Regions from separate parts of the Homo sapiens genome. Here region 1 is linked to region 2. Evidence: read pairs that join two places in POLR2A ChIA-PET (ENCODE). Cell type or tissue: endothelial cell of umbilical vein. All regions are shown on one strand. Each heading gives the region's core, and the rest is flanking DNA. Links, peaks and the distances in the headings are about the cores only. Region 1 overlaps TGFBR2 (transforming growth factor beta receptor 2). Region 2 has its middle 42 kb from the start of LINC01985.

The links. Peaks named below come from ENCODE experiments on the same cell type or tissue, not always from the same donor. Only the 100,000 strongest peaks of a DNase experiment are listed, where the experiment ranks them.
Region 1: POLR2A ChIA-PET joins it to region 2 with 5 read pairs; 1 of 35 experiments calls an interaction of 5 or more read pairs at or near these places.

What each region holds. Positions count from the first base shown.
Region 1 is chr3:30,659,712-30,671,151 of GRCh38, forward strand. All of the region lies in intron 3 of TGFBR2 (transforming growth factor beta receptor 2), which reads left to right. Among named protein-coding and RNA genes, the nearest start is that of TGFBR2, 59 kb to the left of the region's middle. In endothelial cell of umbilical vein, for the core only: no CTCF peak of the experiment used is centred there; DNase peaks (open chromatin) are centred at 4,900, 5,470 and 7,650; H3K27ac peaks cover 6,225 bases.
Region 2 is chr3:30,471,418-30,482,857 of GRCh38, forward strand. No RefSeq gene overlaps it. Among named protein-coding and RNA genes, the nearest start is that of LINC01985, 42 kb to the right of the region's middle. In endothelial cell of umbilical vein, for the core only: no CTCF peak of the experiment used is centred there; a DNase peak (open chromatin) is centred at 5,474; H3K27ac peaks cover 319 bases.

The DNA of each region.
Region 1 (11,440 bases), core at 1,697-9,696, 190 kb after region 2:
CAGTCGGACCCATACTGCTGGTGCTGTAGCAAGGTTCGGGTGGTTCCTCTGCAGCCTCAGGTCTCTCCCACTGCGGCCTCCATGTGTTCCATAAACTCCACACCCATGAGTAATGGCAAGAAGGGTCCACTGAGACCTTTTGCTGCTTTGCGAGTGTCTCAGTGTCCCACCAGGGGAAAAAAAAGGCTCAGGGAGGTGGCTAACCACTGTGAAATTGACTTTTATTTCCACCCACGTATACTCCAGAGGCTGTATTCACCACCATTTGGACATCTGGATGACTTGCCTTTGGAAAGTCCTTTTGTATTCTAAATCGCTCCTGCATGTTACCTGTTGTGGAAAATATCAATTTTGCCATTACAAATTATGCTTTTTTTTAAAAACATGTTAACTTTTAGAGAAATAATTTATATTTGCTTATCTACTTTTAAAAATATACATATATATGCCTTTTGTTGCCTAATTAGAGGATATAGTTGGTTCCAATGTCAAGAACAATTTCTCTGAAATGTAGTCATTAAAATTATTCCCATGTCTTTCATTTTCCAGGCCCCATCCTATTCGAAATACCTGTTTCTTCCACCAGGCTGATGTAGTTATGCTTAGGCTTGGCTGCACATTGGAAACACCTGAGTAGCTTTAAAAACTACTCATTAACTGGGTCTTACTCCTGCAGTTTCTGACTTAATTGGTCTGGGGCCTGGTATCAGGAATTATTTTTTAATTCTTCAAGATATTTTAATATGCAGCCCACATTGGGAACCACTGGACTCAAGACAGTTTGTTCTGCCAAATCTTTTTATATTTTTCGTCACGTTCCCCCTGTAGCCTGGAAAGGGACGGTAACAATTAAAGAATGGCAGCTACCACAGGAAGGAGCCAAAATTATGCCTTCGAAGGTTAGAGGAGGAGAAAAACCAACACCTGTTTTACCCCATCCTTGGAGGAATAGCAAGACACTTTAAGAGGGGATATTATTTTGTTTTCTACAACAATTTACAAGCAATTGCTTTGGAACAAGGTCAACGGCCTCATTGGGAATAGGCATCTTAGCTTTTAAAACTGATTAAATTATACGTTAAAGGAAAGCACATTTTAAACCTTAATGTGTCCAAAAGGTTGGATGGCAAGGTTTGGGTGCTACTGCCTTGGCAGAGACAAGGCAGGGACCAGGGAGGCTGTGTGCATGATTTTAGGAGGTGAGAAACTCAGGTGGGAAGGAATTGCAGAAGCCTGTGGTTCACCTGGAAAGCCAGGGAGAGAGAGAGGATGTATTCTGGTGACCTAACAGGTATTGTGAATAATGAATATGCTTTTCCAAAGCGATCTGGTCTCCCTGTTGGAGAGCATCCTGAAATAACTTAAGAAATGTACCTTGCTTTCAGGTTTCCTGAGAACATGAGGGCCCCTAGACAGAGTACAAGGTGTAATTCAGACAGCCAGCCAGAAAAAGAATTAAAGAATCAGGGCAGGTGTGGGGATCCTAACAAAACCTAAGCTTTTAGTAGTCAGAAAACTGCAATAACACAGAAAAGAAAATGAAAAAAAATCTTGTTCCAAAGAACATATATCAGGTGTGAAACTCTCTTTGTGGGAGGACAGATGTGTCATCATTTCCTGGACAAAGCCTGGTACCTTGTAGGCACCCTCCTAATGTTGGTTGCCCTCCTTTTAAAGTCAGAGCAAGAGAAGTAGCAGGAATCTATATCCTAAGGAGGAACATAAAGGGTGAAAAGCACAGTGGAAGGGATGCCTAAAAGAGCAAAGGCTGAATCAGGGTTTTAATGGCCTGAAATGACCAATTTTCTAAAACTTGACAGGTAGATGTAAAATCAGACATATAGGTTCAAACAATCGATTGCAAAGGAGCACTTGTCAAAACACTGGCTGGGAATCTGCTCATGTGATGAAGACCCCAGGGTTTAGAGGTGAGTTAAGGTCATTTTGAAATCAGGATGATCTGGCTGAAAGAATCAAAACAAAACAGAAAGAACAAACCATCAGGAGCCTTAAACTCCACTTGGTGGAAGAGGAGGTGAGAGTCCTGCTGTAATCTTTGCTACACAAGTTATATTCCAAGTATTATATCTGTGTCTATCAAAACACATGATGAAGAATCTTAAATAGCAAGCGTGGTTTCAGAGAACAGATCACTTTACCCTTAGAAAAAAGGTCCTGGCATTTATTGGGCGCTATATGCTGGGCAGGCTGATTTTAGGGTCTGATAAATCTGTCAGACTTTAGAGTCTCATCAATGTATCTCTTGAAAAGTAACCGAGGAAAACATGGCTGTTCAACCTGAAAATGAAATGATCTAGGGGTTGTGAGTTTCATATCCAGCAGGAGTTTAATAGTTCTCATCCCATAGAAAACGGATTCATTTTGTTACTTTTTGCTTTAGAGAACAGCAGAAGGACCAATAATAGAAGCACACAGAGGCTACATTTGACTTAATGTAAAGAATAATTTTAAACATATCCCAATATTTAGACTTTATCCCAATATATCTGCAGTTAGAAATATTGTGATTTGATTATGGAATGATAACAAAGGAATGATGTCCTTCTACCATAACATTTTCAGGCAGAGGTTTCACCTCTACCTCTCATGGGTATTCTAGAAAGAGATTATCATACTGGATTAGAATACATGCAAGGCTTTTCCATCTGGGAGAGAGATAAGAAGGAAATAATACAAAGGAGACTGTGCCATGGGATAGGAGAGGTGGCGAATAGCTTTGTTCTGAAATATGTGCAGTTGGAATAAAACAACCACATTGATTGGAGAGAAGACTTCTTTCATCATTTGAGGAAAAAATACTCTCAAAATATATCCAGAATGTCAAACAGTGCTATCAATAGCTAGAAGTTAAATTAAATCCTTCATTGCTAGTGAGCTTACTGTCCTTTTGTTGTTTAATTGAAATGACTTTTTATTGTTTGCCTAAATTGGTGTGCTTTTTACTAGGATGATGGATGGGGAAGCATATCTCATTCTACACTCCTCCACCAGTTAATTGACTAGAAAATTATCATGGGCCATTTTCTCATTGGCTAGTGCTGAATACAGCTGTACCAGAGCTTTGCAAACAATTCCACTAAGAAATTTTTTGTAGGAGGAAAGCATCTCTATGGCAGAGTACCAAAGAACTTAACTTTATTTTTGCTAAACTGTTTAGCAAGAATAAAATTTACCTCTGAAACTTGAATGTGTAAATGAATCACTGAGAGAACTTTTAAATGTAGATTCTGATTCAGTTAGTTGAGGACAGCGCTAAGACTCTGCATTTCCAGTAAGTTCCCAGGGGATGCTGATGACTGCTGGTCTGCGGGCACACTTAGAATAACGAGGTGACAAGTTATTCTTTATGTAACATGCCAACAAAATTTTTAAAGGTACAGAAAATGATGGCAAGATCTTTGAACTCTGCAATATGAAGCATATATGTGAGTGCTTAGCTTTCACTCTCTTTCTGTGTGTGTGTGTGTGTATACAGATACTAAGACACAGATACATTCACATATATACATCTAAATATATATACAGTACAGTCCATATTCAGATTTCTTCAAGGTTAATGGGTCTATTGTTTAAATTCGGAATCCAGTCAAGGACAACACATTAAAATTGATTGTTTTGCCTCTACAGTGTGTTTTTTTGGTTTTCATGACATTGACTTTGATTTGAATAGGTCAGACCATTTCATGTACTTTATAAAGGCACTTTGTAGATTTGTCTGATGATTTGATTAATTCAGATTAAACATTTTTTAAAGATTCTGGTGTTTTTATTGTAGGAAGTTTTTTTAAAACAGTAATTCTGCAAAAAAGCAAGGTTTGCCATTTGTATTCAGTCATATTAGTAGCAAGACGACTACAGATGCATACTTGGATGATAAAACAAGTTTAAAAGCTCAAGAAAATGATAACTATAAAAGCCAGGAATAGTGATTACTTTTTAGAGGAAGGGAGGGATCTCCGATTGAGTTGGGGAACATGAACAGACTTCTGGGGTGGCCAGCAAAATTATATTTTCTGACCTGACCAGTGGTTACAAGAGTGTTGATCTTATAGTAATTCACTAAGCCAGACACTTGTTTTATGCACTTTTCTGTATCTGTGTTTTATTTTGGAATGAATTCTTTTTCACAAGAGAGAAATCAGAGTAATTTCTCTAGTTTTGAGGGCCATACTGTGCTCTTGGGCCAAGTATATTATTTTAAATACCCTTAGGAGAAAGGAAAGAGGAAGAGAGGGCTAACTTTTTTGGGGGGGGGAGTTGGGGGGGCAGGGGGAGATGTTCTCGTTCTGTTGCCCAGGCTAAAATGCAGTGGCACCATTATAGCTCACTGCAGTCTTGAACTTCTGGGCTCGTGATCCTCCTGCCTCAGCCTTTTAAGTAGCTCAGATTACATGCCCACACCACCACATCCAGCTAATTTTTTTTTTTTTTTATACAGACAGGGTCTCAATATATTGCCCAGGCTGGTGTCAAACTCCTGGGCTCAAGTGATCCTCCCACCTCAGCCTCACGAAGTGCTGGGATTACAGGTGTGAGGCACCATATCTTCCCCCCATTTTTTTTTAATCATCTGAGTGGCTTCAAAGCTTTTGTTCTTTCCATACCACCAAGCTATCTCCTTAACAATGAACTGTGAGATCCATTTAATAATTCTGAAAATTTCCAGTCACTTCTGTCACTCATAGAGGCCAGACTTAGTTGCAAATAAGGAGCCATTTGCAAATGTCAGAGTCTTGTTACATAAATATTTTTTTAAAGACAAATGTCAAATTCTTTTTTTTTCTGTCTTCCAAAGATAAATGTTAGTATGCCATAAAAAAAAATACAAACTGGCAGAAAACCTCAAGGGGAAATCCTGTGGTATACTTTCCTTTGGAGTGATTGAAAAGTAAACAATTTGTCTTATAACTTGAGTATGCATGTGCGCACACACATGCACACGCGCGTGCGCGCACACACACGTTGCTCTCAGCCTCTTTTATGTCCTTTGTTATGCCGACACCAGTTCCTAAAAGGAACTTAAAACTGAACCTCCCTAATCCACTATTTTAAATAAAAGTCACTTGGTTAAAAAAATAAAAGCATTAAATTAAGGCCAACTTGGTAAATAAAATCCTATGTGGATCAGTTAATGTGTCTTGATAAAAAGCAAATCAACATAGCTGAATTTGGGAGATAGGCTCCTACTTTAATATTTGAAGTAGTTTGGCAATTCCTCCACTCGGTAAAGGAGTTTAGGGTGAACATTTAGTGGGATACTAATTTATCCGAGCAATAGAAAGGGACGTGGATGACAGTTTTTCGCACACCTTGGTGTATTAGTGCACTAATGAGCCTCAGATGCCAAGAGAGATTCTTGTGAAGTTGGCAGTGAAGCTCTAGCCGCAAGGATGTTCACATGCCAGCATGTTCACCTAAAGCGAGAGTATATATGCAACTGGCTGAGATCCAAAGAAGGAAACTGTGCTAAAGAGAGATAGCTGAGGGGAAGGAAGAACTTCCTGTCTCAAGTCATGTTAATTATAACATTAAAAGGACAGCATTCATTTATTGAGTACTTACTAGGAACAACTTTTACTTAACAAGAATACTTATTTACTAAGTAGACAAAAATGTTGTAGAAGCAACCAAGGTTCAGTATCCTCCTCTGTAAAACGGGGGTAAGAGAATCTAACTCATACATAGGGTTATTGGAGAAATAAAGTAGATCATGTTTACAAAATAAATTGTCCGGTGCCTAACCCAACAAAGCACATCGTATATGAGTTATCTTTCTTATTGTTACAAGATTTCAAAGGAGGGCTTCTCCTCAAATTCTACACTGCGGAGCTCCCTTCCCACTCCACAGAAGCTCCGACAGCATCCACAGTTGTCCATGTGCAGCACAACAAATCAAGCCAGGCAGATCTCCCATTGGCACTAGTTACCAACTTCCTAGAGAAACCCATCAATCTCAAAATTCCTGCTCTAGCAAGTCCTGGAAAAGAGACTAGAGCCCAAATGCCTTCACTCTGCCAAGGGAGCTTCCCTTTTTGTGTGTCTGTGCCATGGACTTCTTGAAGTAGGGAAGCCTGTGGACCCCTTCTCACTGTGATGTTTTTTAAATGCATAAAATAGAACATGGAGTATTTCAAAGAAAACCAATTACATTGAAATACAATGACCAAATATTTTAAAAATGAATTTGTGTTATAGTAATATATGTTTCTATAATAATGCTTTAAATAACAATAGCAGCAGATCTAAACAATTGAAATGTCTAAATGGTGAGCGTAAGTCACATGCTGAGACGTCTGCAACAACAAACTCATAGGTACAGCTGATACTAGGAAATATTAATTTTTAATTAAAGGTTAGAGAAAATAAAAAAAGATGCAATTTTTGCCCATTCAAATTCACAGACCCACTGAACTCTATTTATGGAACCCAGGCTAAAAATGTTTACTATTATAGCCTCATTTTTTTATGGGCCTTGGATAAATTCCACCCTTATTTTTAATGCCCTTCAGAGCTATATCTGGTTCAATGTTATTACTATTCATGGAAGGTCCCAATAGTGCAACAATTATGTTTTGAGCTCTGCTAAGATCTAGGCCATGAGAATAGGCTCTGAGAAAAGAAAAAGATTTGGGGGTTCTCCTTCACATAAAACTTTTTATTTCCTGGCAGGAAAAAGATGCATATTTACAGAGACACTACTAAACTGTGGTTCTTAGTTCAGAACAAAGGAATATAATCCCCATACCCAAAATATACTCCTTTAGACACATTATACAAGAATTGCCAATGTCAGTCGGTGGATGGCTGTAAAATCACTTAGTCCAGGCTACACTAAAGAAAAACACTTTATCAAATTGGGAGCTTATATAAAGTCATTCTTCCCCTCCCCCGCAACCCCTACCCCCCCATCCCCGCCCGCACAAACACAGGGTCTTGCTCTGTTACCCAGGCTGGAATGCAGTGGCAGGATCATAGTGTGCTGCCGCCTTGAACTCCTGCCTCAAGTAAAGTAATCCTCCTGCCTCAGCCACCGTAATAGCTGGGACTACAGGAAGCACCACAGTGTCTGGCTAATTTTTTTTTTTTTTAAGTTTGTGTAGAGACAGTCTCACTATGTTGCCCAGGCTAGTCTCAAACTCCTAGGCTCAAGTGATTCTCCCGCCAAAGTGCTAGGATTTCAGGTGTGAGCCACCACACCCAGCCTAAGGTCATTGCCATTCTTAGTTGGCTCTCACCAATATGAAGTTTAGAGATCAGGTATGGGGTTGAGATCAGAAGTCTCTCCAATCAGGCAATGCTCATTGTAAATACCAGCTTTGCTGTTGCCTAAATTTATCATCTGGGAAAATTACTTAAACTGTCTGATCTTTAGCTTCCCTATCTGTAAAATGGGGTTTATAATAATAGCAGTTTCTACCTCATAGGGTTTTTCTATCAATTAAATTTAAATATTCTATAAAATCCTTAGCACACAGCCAGGAACTTAGTAAGTGTTCAGTTTATGAGTTTCTCTGTAACTGGCGGCTGATGAAAAGAAGCATTTCCTGTTGGTCTTCGACTAAAGGAGATGCTGGCTTGTACCTACACCAACAGCTGTTGGGTTTTCTAGTAGCAACCCAAGGGTTAATACTGCCAGAGGGTGTGGGTGGCTCCTGTTTAGATAAAGCCACATCCCAAAGCTTCCTTCCAGCCCTGGTTGCTATTGTTAGAGTTTTTCACCACCTCTTTGAAGTTTCAAGATTGACAGATGTTATTCAAGAATTCCTCCCCCTCAAATTTTTTAAGTGTAAGTCTTCTAAAGAAATAACAGGAAATTTTAGGAGAAAGTAAAACTTTGGTTTCTGACATTGAACTGGGGATTTCTAGAATCTTCTTCAGTCAGTGCCACACATAAACTTAAGGGGATTTCTGTTTTTGTGTTTCCTTTAGGCTAAAAAGGAATTGAAATTAGCAAATACGACTGTTTTTATAGATATTTAGGAATTGTAAAATAAAATTATCCATGATGAATCAACATTTCATCTGGACGTTTTAGTGAATTAAGGACAAAGCTAAGTAATTATGCAGTTAATATTTAAATTTTTTCAAATTGTATTTCTCATATGTGAAAAAAAATTGACTACATATTCACATTTGGCCAAAGTGAAGTCTCTCCAGATTCTGCCAATGAGGTTATTAAAATAACACCTCTAGAACAGGGGTCAGCAAAGTTTTTCTGTGAAGGGCCAGATAGTAAATATTTTAGGCTTTCTGGGCCAGATAAGATCTCTGTTGCATGAACCTCTTAGTTTTATTGTTTTTTAAACAACTCTTTAAAAATGGGGATGGAAATCATTCTTAGGTCATAGGACTATACAAAAGCAGGCCATGGACTTCTGAGCCATAGTTTGTCAAACCTTGCTGTAAAATATAAAAAATTTGAGAAGTATCATTCCACGTAAGTAATCATTCAGCTTCTAAAACAAACGTTTGTTGAATACCATAAATTGCCCCATTCTGCCCCAGGTGCTGTGTATATCATGATGATCAAAACAGACCTGGCCACTACCCTGCTTTGTCAGGAGAGAAGCAATCAGATAATCAAGTGGATTTCTGATTATAAGACATTCCATGTAGTTACAGACACAGAGACCGGAGACAAGTGGGTACTTCAAGCAAACACATTCATTGGATACCACATATAATAGAGGTGGAGTTTCAGGCAGGGAGCATTGTGGAAGTGGTAAGCCTAAGTGGAAATGCCGACTGCTGGATCGGCTGTTGTGTTTGAATTTGTGTTGTGTTCATCTGCCCCCTTAATTTTGTTTGCTGTACAACAGGGACAGTCCATACATCTCCACAAGAGCATCTTTTTTTTCTTTTGCATTCAATCATTCTGTAATTGCTTTGTCCCACCCCATTTCTGCCCTACTCTTGCCTGTTCTTTGTCCCAATCCAAGCCTCCCAGTGTAAGAATTTATGTTTTTAAGGATCAATCACCAAATTTTCTCACTTTCCCTATACTTTTAAAATGCATTCATATATCTTTCCAAAAAATGGTGATTTTTTTTTTCCCTCTTGGTTGCTGGAATTCTGATATCTTGGGGTTACTTCTCTGGTTACTAGACCCAAGATTTTCATCTAGAATATATAGTCAGTGGAAGTTGGCATTTCCACTCAGACTTACCTTAAGAACAAGTAATCATATTACACATAAACCTTAAAAATGGATATGTACCAGCTTCATTTCTCACTGTTTCGTTAGATGAAAGTTTCAGATGCTGGGCCAAGCGCAGTGGCTCACGCCTGTAATCCCAGCACTTTTGGAGGCCAAGGCGGGCAGATCACAAGGTCAGGAGTTCAAGACCAGCCTGGCCAACATGGTGAAACCCCGTCTCCACTAAAAATACAAAAAAAAAAAAAAAAAAAAAAAAAAAAAAAGCTGGGCATAGAGGCTAAGGCAGGAGAATGGCTTGAACCCAGGAGGCAAGGTTGCAGTGAGCAGAGATCGTGCCATTGCACTGCTGCCTGGGTAACAGAGCAAGACTCCATCTCGAGAAAAAAAAAAGAAAGTATCAGATGCTGAAGTAGCTATGTAGACTGGGGTATATAACCTGGGGTTCATCATCATGAGCCAGGAAAATTTAGGATATGAACACACATGAGGAGTTTAGGAGTGGAGGTTTAATAGGCAGAAGAGAAGAGAAAGAGAAACAATTCTCTCTGTAGAGAAAGGAGTCTCCAAGCGGAAAGGACGGGCCAGTGGTGAATGTGCTGGATTTTATAGTCCCGTTTGAAGAGGCGGTGTCTGATTTACATAGGGCTCACAGATTGGTTCAATCAGGTATGACGTTTACATAGTGCATGGGGAAGACTGGTCACCCCACCCTAATCTTATTATGCAAATGGGCTTTCCAGTTGATCAGCACCATCTGGTCTGTTCTTTGTTGTACACATGGCTGACAAAGAGAAGGGAAGATGGAGCTGCCATCTTGAACATGTCCTTAGTTCCTGCTGGCATTCACCCGTGCAAGCTCCCAGCTTGCCTGTCTATGTCTGAAGCTCAACTTTACAGGCTGCTCTTTGTTAGAAAATGATTTGGGGCTGCTTTTCATTAAAAAGAAACACCTTACCGAGGACTTCCATACCCTTACTATCTGCCCAAGTAATTTCTTCTTAACTCCTTTATCAGTATCATTTAGGTAATGGGTTCCCCTTGAGAGAATTTGGTTATATCCTCATTCTACCTGGACTATATTCTCATCACTTTTTTTTTTCTCTTTAAACACCTACTGTAGGTGAAAACTGACAAATGAATAATCAAAAGATCCTTTTCTGACACGGAGTTTGGTTCCATACCACCTACCCATTTTTTTCCTTTCTATTCCGCAGGTGCAGAGTGGTCAGTATGGGATAATTGCTCTTCCTTAAGTAGATCATATATTCTTTCTCCTTAACATAGCACTCTTTCCACTCATCACTGACTTTTCCCATTCTTCAGAGACCAACTTAAAGGCAGTTTTTTGCTACTGTGCCTTCCATGTTTCTCTAAGCTTTTCCACATTCCACTAATATATAGATTACATTGTACATTTAGCCCCTATCCCAGATGCCATATATTGCTTACTTGTATATATGCCCTAAGTCCTCTACTGGGTACTCTCTGAGGGCAGTGCCATGCCCATCATAGACACTCAGTAGTGATATATTTAATGAATGATTCTAGGATCTGAGCATGAGGCCTGCTCATTAATGGGTACTTTGGAGGGCAGATGGATGACACATAAAGCAATAGAATTCTGCATGTTTGCCCAATGAAAGCAGCCCAGCACAAGCTCCCAGTGAACTAGAGCTGCCTTTTGCTCTCTCCTGTCCACTGTCTGTTTCTATTCATGTCCTTCTTCCAAAAAGGAAAACTATTTCACCAGAGCCAACAAGGCCAGCACATGAAACAAAGTTTGAGGCACAAGATATTATAGTTAGATATCTGGTGCTAAGGACTCTCCTTGTCAGCCCACAGGGGCCTGCTTCAGAATTCCAAGTCAAAAAACTGCAGCATTTCCATTTTTAACTTGTTTTACCTTTGCGGCCATGTTTCCATTGTTGCTATTAAATATTTCAGTTCCATGAAACTACAATTCGTATGCACACTGAAAAGAGGAATGTTGGGTGGATGTAAGATAACTGTCCAAAGAGATCCTTTCCATGGACTCCTCTCCCTGTCACCCATGGGCCCAGGGTAGCCTGAATGCTGATCAGAGCAGAACAAGTTGGAGTTTGAAAAAGAGCAAAGATTTTGGTGCAAACTGTGGCACGCTCTGTGTTTTTACCAGATGTCATACATGCAGATTTTTTGAAGGCAGAAGCTGTGTCATTTTTTTTCATGTTCCCAATGTCCTGAGCTTAGATAACACTCAGTAAATGGTTTGTCTTTTTATTT
Region 2 (11,440 bases), core at 1,180-9,179:
GTCCAGAATAGTGGTAAAGTGGTGGTTTGGAACCAGACAGTCCTAGTCTCAAATAAGACACACTGCATTTCAGAATATCAGTCTGTCTATGTGTGGAGTGAGGAAAATAGTCCATCAAGGTTATAATACATATAAATCTTCTTGTTCATAGTTGATTTTCAATAAATATTACCCATTGTCATAAACTTCTAATGGAAACAGTACAAGAATGAAATCATAGTTCTCTTATCCATTTCCTTTGGGTGACCGTTTATGTTTTCTCTAATAAATTGCCAGAAAATCCCATTTTTAAAAAATGACAGACGGTCTGTTCTTTTGTAAATCACTGGTTATGAAGACTGAGTCAATTGGCTGCCTTACTCTTCTCTCCTCATTGTCCCAGAAAAGAGATGCCTATGTTTTCAGCCCCAGTGGATTCCCAAATCTCAGGCCCCCAACCCCCAAAAATAAAACAAAGACAAAGACATGAAATGTATAACCAAGAATGTTTAGAAATCCTTCTTTCAAAATCATTGCTAATGACTTGATAATTACTCCAAGGGTTTGTCAAGCATGCATCACATGTGTTCACATTTGGGAACTGATTATTTCAAAATCATCTTATTTTGCTTTAGTGTTTCAGCTCCTTCAGATGTCTGCTGAAGATTTACTGAAGAAATACAAATTGGTGGCATGTTGATTAGTCAATTATGTTACATACTAGCCATTCATATGAAGAGTGTGAAGGAAGAGTGTGGCAGGAAGATTTCCTCAAACAATACTCAGAAATGTGGAAGGTTTAATATAGTGATACTAAGGCCACAGTTCACTGTATCTTTGAATAGCACTCCTTAAAATACAATGCTCTCTCACATGTCATTCATGATTCCACTAGTGCTAATAATTACACTGTGATGGAGTTATTATCAGCACTGTCTTAAAGGTCAATAACTGAGCCACCAGAAATCTCATATGCATGTTATCTAATGAGTGGCAGATCCTGCACTTAAACTCATGTAAAGTTAAAACATGCATACTCACTAAGAACCAGGGGCTTTTCATATGATATTTATTCCTCAAGGCAACCATACAAGAAGGGTGACATTTTCTTAGATTTTGGAAAACTAAGACACTTGCCCTCAATATATATCTCTTGTCTGAAAGTACTTAGGTAAAAGGAGCATTCGGCGAACGGATGGATAACAAGGTATCTCACCTAATCAAATAAAGAGTGAAAAAGTTAAATATATCAAATATAGGAGTGGAGTTGAGCCCCATGAAGAGCTGAGTATAGGAACTTGAATAATGCCAAGATGTTCTCTGGCTCATTTCCACATCTTATTCTGATAACTTCATTTTCTCTCAGTGAGGTTAGGCTTTCTCCATGTGGTGGGTGTCAGTATCCCTAAGTCTCCTATGCCTCAGCTTCACCACTAAAAATGAGAACCTTTATTTTTTTCCCCTCAGATCCTTTAGTAAAAATCTAGGCGAATAACCTATTTGCTCAATTTGGTATAGGTGCCTAATAATGGACAAATTAATTGTGATCAGTGGGACAGGGCCATCTGGGAACATAGTGAGTTACTCTATCTATGACCACATCATTGGAGTGGGTAAAGGAAGGGGTGTTCTATTCTGAGAAGAATGGGAAAACTCTAGGTAGGTAAAACAACAAATATCTGTCTCAAGACTGTAATGTATCAGCCTGATCTTCTGCCTTATGGATCATAAGCCTCTTGAATCACAATTCCCATATTTATCAAAGGTGGATGAAGCCTGTTATTTAAAGAAAGTAAAGGTAAGGGGGAAAGGGGAAGGGGAGCAAGAGAGCTGGGTCATGTTACATGTACGGCCATCTATATGTTTACAACAATTTATTTTATGGAAGAGGAAACTGAGGCTCAGAAAAGTAACTTGTACAGAATTATAGAGCTATTAAGTGACAGAAGCAAGATCTGAACCCAAGTTGACTGTCTCCAGAGCCCATATCCATAACCACTAGCCCCAAAAACCTCTCAACAAAAATGGAGAACAAGAAACCACTAGACAGAACAGGGAAGAGAAGCTGTTTTTTCAAGGCCATCCAGAGACTGATGTGCAATGGCCAAGCAACAGGGATTATAGAGGGCTCTGCTCTTGGCCAACTGTGTGATCTTGCACAAGTGCTTGACCTCCCTTAGCCTGTTTCCTCATTATCAAGAAAACAGATGGGACAGGCTCAAACATTCCTAGAGTCTGTTATGCCATACAGTCAACTGCATCAAAAACCCCAGGGAGGTGGCTTCGATTCCTATTCTTTTTCTAAAACATAGTCCTTCTAGGTGAACTGGAGACTATGTGCTGAGATTCTTCCCAGGTTTGCCTCCCCAGCTGCATGTGGCACACACGAGGCATGGTTAGATGATCTATTTTCTATGTATGTTTGTAGCCAGTTGTTCAGCTCCACTGTGATAAAATCATGAATCATTGTTACTGGATCTCAGTGAAGCAAATATGATGAGGCAGGAAAAATTTCTCAGAACACATACCCCAGAGAGACTACAAATGAACCATTGCGTTATTGTCTTTTTTCAAATCATGAGATCATTCTGATTCTTTCACACTTTTTCATGACACACACTCTTTCATTCCCCAACTTATACACACCCCAAGTTCGGTCCTTGTCTTCCTACCCAAACTCTTAACTCAGGACAAACTTTGACTCAAATGCAGACCCTAATGTGTGATACCTAGCCCATCTAGCCAGTAAGGTGAGGGCCAGAGCTGGCTACAAAAAGACAATCTTAATGAATCCTCTGCTGAATAGGAAATGTGCTCTGTTTGTGAAGCTAATTAACTGAATTCATTTAATTGAAAGATGGTGCGAGAATTCTGTTTTCTTTCAGAAAAGGCTGAAGGAATTGAAGAGAAAAATCCTCACCCAATAGCATGCCCCTGACTATATGTCACTGGGAAGTCACAGCAAATGCTCTGAAGGTACTGAATATATGTTTCCAATTGCTTTTTAGCTTTGTAATTACAAGGATCTAAAAAACCTTGATTTGACTTTTTAATAACTTATGGTGAAACCCCATTGCCAGCACAAGCAAAGCAATTTCCACTATGCCTGTGGGACAGAATAGATCATGAAAGAGTAGTAGGATGGGAAAGTGGTTTATTTCCTCTCTTCTCCAGTATTCTATTTTGTCACTCATTTTCATTTCCTATTTTTAAATGCTAGCTAGTGAGCATCCAATTCTGTGTGCAGGGATTGTTTTCTGATTTCAAAGCCCTACAAGGCCAAACTCAAACAGGAACGGGGACTTATTTCAGCTAAGCTCTGGAGAGCATGGAAATGCAAGAGATTTTTGTTTTCCTCATTGCATGTGTATTATTTATCATTCTCTGCTATTTCAGTGAATTTTAAGGACAAGGTAATGTGTTGATTCTGTCTTTCACCATTACTCAAATACCATTCAGGGGTGTTAATTTTGTTTCTTTTTTAATTATCTTTGTGTAGGGTTTGTTTTTGCTGCTGTTGTTTCTTGTTTGCTTGCTTATTTGTTTGTTTGTTTTTCTAATTTAATCCTCCCGAAGTTTTTTTTTTAAATGATAGCTCAAGTTTGTTTGTATTCACCTAAAAATAATCTAGAGCCCTTCAATAACTTCTTGGTCTACTACTGACAGTTTACTTCAAGAGGCAGCATATACAATGAACTTTCAGTCCTGACACCCAAAACACTCATAGCTAATAATGAAACCCATGAGGTCTGCAGGGAGAGAAAAGCTATTGGGTTTGTTCCCAGTTTTTCTCACTCAGAGTTGTCCCACTTTCCTATGTTGGGGCTCTCTGGAATACAATTCAGAAGTTTGGAAGACATGTCTTTCAATCCCTAAATGGAGCATTGAACTCAACCCAGCCCAGCTTAAGCCACAAAGAGCTTCAACCTTCAGCAGCTGTGGGTTTCCCCTGCTCTTATACCAAGGTGCTGTGAGCAATCAGCCAGCTATTCTACCTCCAGACCTGGGTGGAACTGAGAACAAAAGAAGTGCTTAACAGGGCTGTGCCGCCAACATGCCAAACGCCCAAACTTCCCCCAATACATGGCCATTACACGCTTCTATTCTCAGGAGAAGATAATATAAACCAAATACTACATGAACATCACCCGAAAAGATGCAAAGTCCAGATCAAGGGTAGGAATGCTCATGAGAGCAACAATCATAGAGGATAACAGAGGTCATACCTGATGTCATCTGAGAGGAGAGATGTTACTCCTATTCTTACTACGGTCCATTCAAGGGCATTTTGATGGGTATATACCTGATATAATGCAGAAGCATGAAAGGAGCCCCACATGCAGCAAAATTGAAAAGAAAGAGAGGAAAAAGAAAAGGAGAAAAAGAAACAGGAAAATTGGAAGGGGTGGACAATCCCACTTACCCAGGTAATAATTTAGGACCTTTATAATTCCACTGGAAATGTATTCCTTCTGATTTTCAGTCTCCTTGGAGAGGTGAGCCTAAGGCCTCTTGCGGAAGGTGTTAATGACTGACTCTTGTGAAAGTTTTTAATGATTGGAAGCAATGTTAGGAGTTTCCTGGGCTTTTGTGGAGAGCAGGGCCAGGACTGGCGTGAGGCAAGCCAGGTGCTTAGGGAGTAAAATTGAGTAAAAAGTTAAAATTTAAGCAATTGTTCTCAGGTGCTTCCAAGAAGAGAGAATGAAAACAACTGAAACAGGAATATCCAAAATAGTGGTTTTTAGAAAATAAGCTGTAACACCAAGAAGGAAAAGAAAGATGAGAAAAATGAAGTGATTTGCCTAACACATGTAGCAAACTGAAAGAAAAGATCTTGTAAAACACAGATCTCCTGACTTCCAGTCTGGAAAGATTTACTTTACTTGTTTTTGTGTTCTTTTGGATACATAAGTATTTTGTTTTATGCTAGTTATTATAGTAATGTTTTATTATTTCTGTATCTTTTCTGTTATTTTGACATAATTGAAGTAGCTATGGCGTTGGGTAGGATGGATTGGATTCCAGTTTTACCTTATAAATTTATGTGACTTAAAAAAAATTATTTACCACACCTGAGTCACCATTCCTTATCTGCAAATGAGGATGCTGCTAGAATTAAGTGAGATAACAACTTATATGAGTTTATTCAGGCACTCATTCAGCAAAGTGCATTAGTCCCTATGCCAGATCCTGTGCCCAACACTGTGGATAAGGTAGTGTACAAAACAGGGCCATAAATTTCTGTCTAGTGAAGAAAACAAATAAGATTTTTTGACTACGAGTGCTAGAATTAGTTGGTATAAGAAATTATTTCTCCTTTCTGCAAAGGTTTTAATTTTTTCCCAGTGGATTAACTCAGCTCACCAGACAGACATTAGACTTTATTAAATGGATAATACACATTTCATAAATTCCCTTACACAAAAGACTACAGTGAGTCATGCTTTCAAAAGTGCTTGAAGATAGATTTATGCCACATGACAGTCATAATGGTTCATTTGGAGCAGTTACACAGTCTGTTGGGTAAATAATGCAAGTTGTAGAAATCACATCAAAGCTGTGTTTACACAATAGACCATGACTACTCCAGAGGAGCCCAAACAATCTCATACAAGAGCGTTTTATAAATGATGTAAATATTGTACAAGTTTAAGTTAATCAAATGAAGCAGCCCCAAAGGAGGACAGGTTTGTCAGGGAGACCTGAAGGAGATAAAATAAATGAAATACCTGCCTTTGGTAAAAGTTTATATTAAATAAGTCTCCCGATTTGCAAATAACTGGACACAATTAAATTCCCTTAACAGCTACACCAAAAATTGGGAGTTGGGGGAGCAGGCCAACAGAGTCAGATATCTTTCAAAAAATATAAGGGTGCTTTGCAGAAACCAGAAGTCATAATGTAGCTAGATTTTAAAGAGGAACTGAGATTAGGAGAGGGAATTCTGCAAAAACCCAAAAAACTTTCTTTTTCTTTCTTTCCCTGAAAACTTCATTCTACTTTCTCTGTAAATTGGCTTTCTCTGCTTCCTTGTCCCTGTGGCCTCTTAGCTTCTAAGAGTCCCTGTTACTGTCCCAGACACATATAGGGATGGATACCCTGCCTTTCGGTGTTACTTCCATCTGCCTAGAAAGAAGATTATCATTGGCCCACTTTGTGTCAGATACCCCCACACCACAACTCCTTCCCCACATAAGTTATGGGAAAGGATGGGGACGTACAGAGCGATTATAGCTGACTGGAGCACATAGCTATATGCAAGGAAGTAGTTCTCAGGAAGGAAAACGGCTTGAGGACTGAAGAGACAGCCAAAATAAGTAGCTACCAGAAACTGTAACTTTGATAAGACTCAGAGGCAGAGGAACACACTTGGGAATAGACCTCAGTAGATACAGAGCTGCTATGGAGACATCCCATTCCTTTCCACATCCAAGAGATAGTTTAATAAATCTGCTGGGATGCTTTTTGTTTTATGATGACTCAATTTACCTTATAATTGTTTTATTCTAATTAATCATTCATGTCTTGGCAGAATGCAGTACAAACTAACAAATAATAAACCCAAAAAACAAAAATTCTAAACATGAGAAGAGCAGGTTGTATTATTTTTTTTTTTTTTGGTGTTTTTCTTTGTGCTGTGTACATACAAAAGCAGCTTAGTTAGTTTTTACAGATTTCCATGCTTTAACTTTGGAGGCTAGAGCAGAAAACTGTGAATATACCAGCCATTTTATCAATATAATAGGATTAATATGGGCTTATCATTACAAACTTAAGCTCATCATTTATAAAACTTATTAGCATAACCCCAAATAGCTTAGTACATGTGACTTTGGTTAGTTCCTGATTTCCCCTGGAGAATTATTACAGATGATATTAAAAGTAACAGTGTTGAGATGGTTCTTTTTGAATTTACAGCACACATACTTGCTACCATCCTCCAAATTTGATAGTGGCCCTCACTCTTGGGACGCTCAAAACTACTTCTTTCTTTTCTTTGCCTCTATCCTTCATTTTCACTTTCATTTCCAATGACTGTCACAACCCAAGATAAAAACTTATTTATCAGCTGATTAGTTGAGCTTGGACAGGACACTTTATTTGCCTTATCAAATGGTCCAATATACATGTAAGTAGATTAGGAGGCATTTTTGTTTAGGCTACTCCTTGTCTACACTACTTCCTGCCCTACCATCAAGGACTTAATTCTGTGTCAGAAATGCCAATCCAAGTTGTGATTATATATTTTTAAGCTTATTGGGTTTTTTCCTTTATAGAAAATAAAAGAAAGTTTAAGAAAGAAAAAATGCTAATTCTACCAGTCAGAGATGATCAAAGTTAACATTTTGGTTTATTTCCTCTCAGGTATACTTATTGATAAACTCATTTTAGTTGAGCTCATATTATATCTGAAATATCTTCAGGAATATTTTAAGGGCTTCAATACACTATTTCTTATGTATGCTTTATCATTTCCCTAATTACATTCTTTAAAAAAATTAGCATATTTCTCCATTGGGAGAACTATAAAAAAGTACTATAAACTGGGTAGCTTATAAACAACTTAATTCTCACAGCTCTGGAAACTGGGAAGTCCAAGATCAAGATGCTGACAGATTCAGTGTCTGGTGAGGGCCTGCTTTCTGATTCATAGAAGATGCCTTCTTACTGTGCCCTTATACAGTGGAAGAGATAAAGGATCTATCGGCAATATATTTTGTAAGGGCACTAATCCCATTCATAAGGCCTCCACCTTCATGACCTAATCACCTCCCAAAGGCCCTGTTTCCTAGCACTGTCATCTTTGGGTTAGGATTTCAACATACAAATTTTGGGGACACAAACCTTAAGACCATAGTATTTAGGTTACCTGCTGTTATGGTTTGGCTGTGTCCTCACAGAAAAATCTCATCTTGAATTGTAATCTGAATTATAATCCCCAGGTGTTGGGGGAGGGACCTCATGGGATGTAATTGAATCATGTGGGCAGTTTCCCCATGTTTTTCTTGTGATAGTGTGTAAATTCTCATGAAATCTGATGGTTTTGTAAGGGGCTTTGCACTTCGCTTGGCTCTCATTCTCTCTCCTGCCAGCCTGTGAAGAGGTGCCTTTCACCATGAGTGTAAGTTTCATGAGGCCTCCCCAGCAATGCAGAACTGTGAGTGAAGTAAACCTCTTTCCTTTATAAATTACCCAGTCTTGGGCAGTTCTTTCTGGCAGCATGAGAGTAGACTAATATAGTAAATTTGTACCAGGAGAGAGTGGGGTGCTGCGGTAAAGACACCTGAAAATGTGGAAGTGACTTTGTAACTGGGTAACAGGCAGAGGTTGGAACAGTTTGTAAGGTTCAGAAGAAGACAGGAAAATGTGTGAAAGTTTAAAACTTCCTAGAGACTTGGAGTGCTCAGAAAACAGGAAGATATGAGAAAATTTGGAATGTCCTAGAAATTTGTTTAAATGGCTTTAACCAAAATGCTGATAGTGATACGGACAATAAAGTCCAGGCTGAAGTGGTTTCAGACGGAGATGAGGAAATTGTTGGGAACTGGAGTAAAGGTCACTCTTACTATGCAAAGAGACTGGTGGCATTCTGCCTCTGCCCTAGAGATCTGTGGAACTTTGAACTTGAGAGAGATGATTTAGGGTATCTGGCAGAAGAAATTTCTAAGCAGCAAAGCATTCAAGAGGAAGCAGAGCATTAAAGTTTGGAAAACTTGAAGCCTGATGATGTGATAGAAAAGAAAACCCCATTTTCTGGGGAGAAATTCAAACTGGCTGCATAAATTTGCGTAAGTAATGAGGAGCCAAATGTTAATCACCAAGACAATGGGGAAAATGTCTCCAGGGCATGTCAGAGACCTTTACAGCAGCCCCTCCTATCACAGGCCTGGAGGCCTATGAGGAAAAAATGGTTTTATGGGCAAGGCCCAGGGCCCCCCTGCTCCATGCAGCCTCAGGACATGGTGCCCTGCATCCCAGCTGCTTCAGCTCCAGCTGTGGCTAAAAGGGGCTGATGTACAGCTCAGGACATTGCTTCAGAGGTCATAATCCCCAAGCCTTGGCAACTTACACACAGTGGTGGGCCTGACAAGAATTGAGGTTTGGGAACCTCTGCCTGGATTTCAGAAGTTTTATAGAAATGCCTGGATGTCCAGGCAGAAATCTTCTGCAAGGGCAGAACCCTCCTGGAGAACCTCTGCTAGTGCAATGTGGAAGGGAAATATGGGGTTGAAGCCCCCAAAAGAGAGTCCTCACTGGGGCACTGACTAATGGAGCTGTGAAAAGAGGGCCACCATCCTGAAGACCCCAGAATTGTAGACCCACTGATAGCTTGCACTGTGTTCCTGAAAAGCCACAGATGTTCAACATCAGCTGTAAAAGCAGCCAGGAGGGGAGCTGTACCTTGCAAAGCCACAAGGATGGAGCTTCCCAAAGGCTGTGGAAGCCCACCTCTTGCATCAGCATGATCTGGATATGAGACAGTGAGTCTAAGAAGATCATTTTGGAAGTTTAAGATTTAAGGACTGTCTTATTGTATTTTGGACTTGCATGGGGCCTGTAGCCCCTTTGTTTTGGCCAATTTCTCCCATTTGGAACAGGTGTATTTAACCATTGCCTGTAACCCCATTGTATCTAGGAAGTAACTACATTCTTTTGATTTTACAAGCTCATAGGCAGAAGGGACTTTCCTTGTCTCAGATGAAGCACTTTGGACTTGGACTTTTGGGTTAATGCTGGAATGAGTTAAGACTTAAGGCGACTGTTGGAAGGCCATGATTGTGTTTTGAAATGTGAGGACATGGGATTTGGAAGGGTCTGGGGGTGGAATAATATGATTTGACTGTGTCTCTACCCAGAAATCTCATCTTGAATTGTAATCTGAATTATAATCCCCACATACTGGGAGAGGGACCTCATGGAAGGTAATTGAATCATGGAGGCAGTTCCCCCATGCTATTCTTGTGATAGTAAGTTCTCACAAGATCTGAAGGTTTTATAAGGGGCTTCCCCCTTCACTCGACTCTCATTCTGTCTCCTGTCACCCTGTGAAGAGGTTTGGCTATGACTCTAGGTTTGGCAGAAAACTGGAAGTTTTCTGAGGCCTCTACAAACATGTAGAACTAGGGAGTCAATTAAACCTCTTTCCTTTATTAATTAACCAGTCTCTGGCAGTTCTTTATAGCAGTGTGAGAAAGGACTAATACACCTGCAATTATTTAATTATATGTTACTAAATTATTCTTTATAAATATGACAAAAATTAATATTCCCACAGTTTCATGTAAGTGTTCCATGGGACAGAGAAACCCTTTTAAGAATACTGAGTATTGAATTTTTTGAATGATTACAAACTTTGTAAATAAAATGTTATGTCCTTAATTTGTTCTTTATTTTAATTTAACTTTTTTAAATATTATATTTCATGCATTTATTCATAATTTTTTTTGAGACGGAGTTTCAAAAACTCCGTCTTGTCACCCGGGCTGGAGTGTATTGACACGATCTTGGCTCACTGCAACCTCTGCCTCCTGGGTTCAAGCAATTTTCCTGCCTCAGCCTCCTGAGTAGTTGGGATTACAGGTGCCTGTCACCACACTTGGCTAATTTTTTTTTTCGTTAGTAGAGATGGGCTTTCACCATGTTGGGCAGGCTGGTCTCAAACTCCTGACCTTGTGATCCACCTGCCTCAGCCTCCCAAAGTGCTGAGATTACAGGCATGAGCCACCATGCCTGGCCATTTATTTCCTCTTATATCCATATACAATTCATATATTTTGATCATTTATATATTTTTTTATTTCTTTTTATTTTTTTTAGACAGAGTCCCACTCTGTTGCCCAGGCTGGAGCGCAGTGGTGTGCTCTCAGCTCATTGCAACCTCCACCTCCCGGGCTCAAGCGATTCTCCTGCCTCAGCCTCCCAAGTAGCTGGGATTACAGGTGCGCACCACCAGACTCAGCTAATTTTTTATATTTTTAGTGGAGACAGGGTTTTACCATGTTGGCCAGGATGGTCTCCATGTCCTGACCTTGTGATCCACCCACCTCGGCCTCCCAAAGTACTGGGATTACAGGTGTGAGCCACCACACTCGGTCTATTTATATATATATATATATATATATATTTAATTCACTACTTGTTTAAGTTGCTTACAAAGTCTGTCATTTTAAATAAATGATTTCTTCAAGTTTAACTTTTGCCTCTTAAAGTCAAGTAATTTTTTTTTGGCACAAGAAATACTTGGGCATTTATATAATCAAATCTATCAATATTTACCTTTGTAATTTTTTTCATTTATTCCAGGAACACAGAGTTCTTGGCATGCAAAGATTTAAAAATGTACTTCCATATTTTACTCTAGTCTTAATATATTTTCAGGTTTTTTTTTTACATTTAACTATTTGACATATGTGATACATGTTGTACAAATTTATTTTCCTCCCTTAATAGTAGGGCCAAG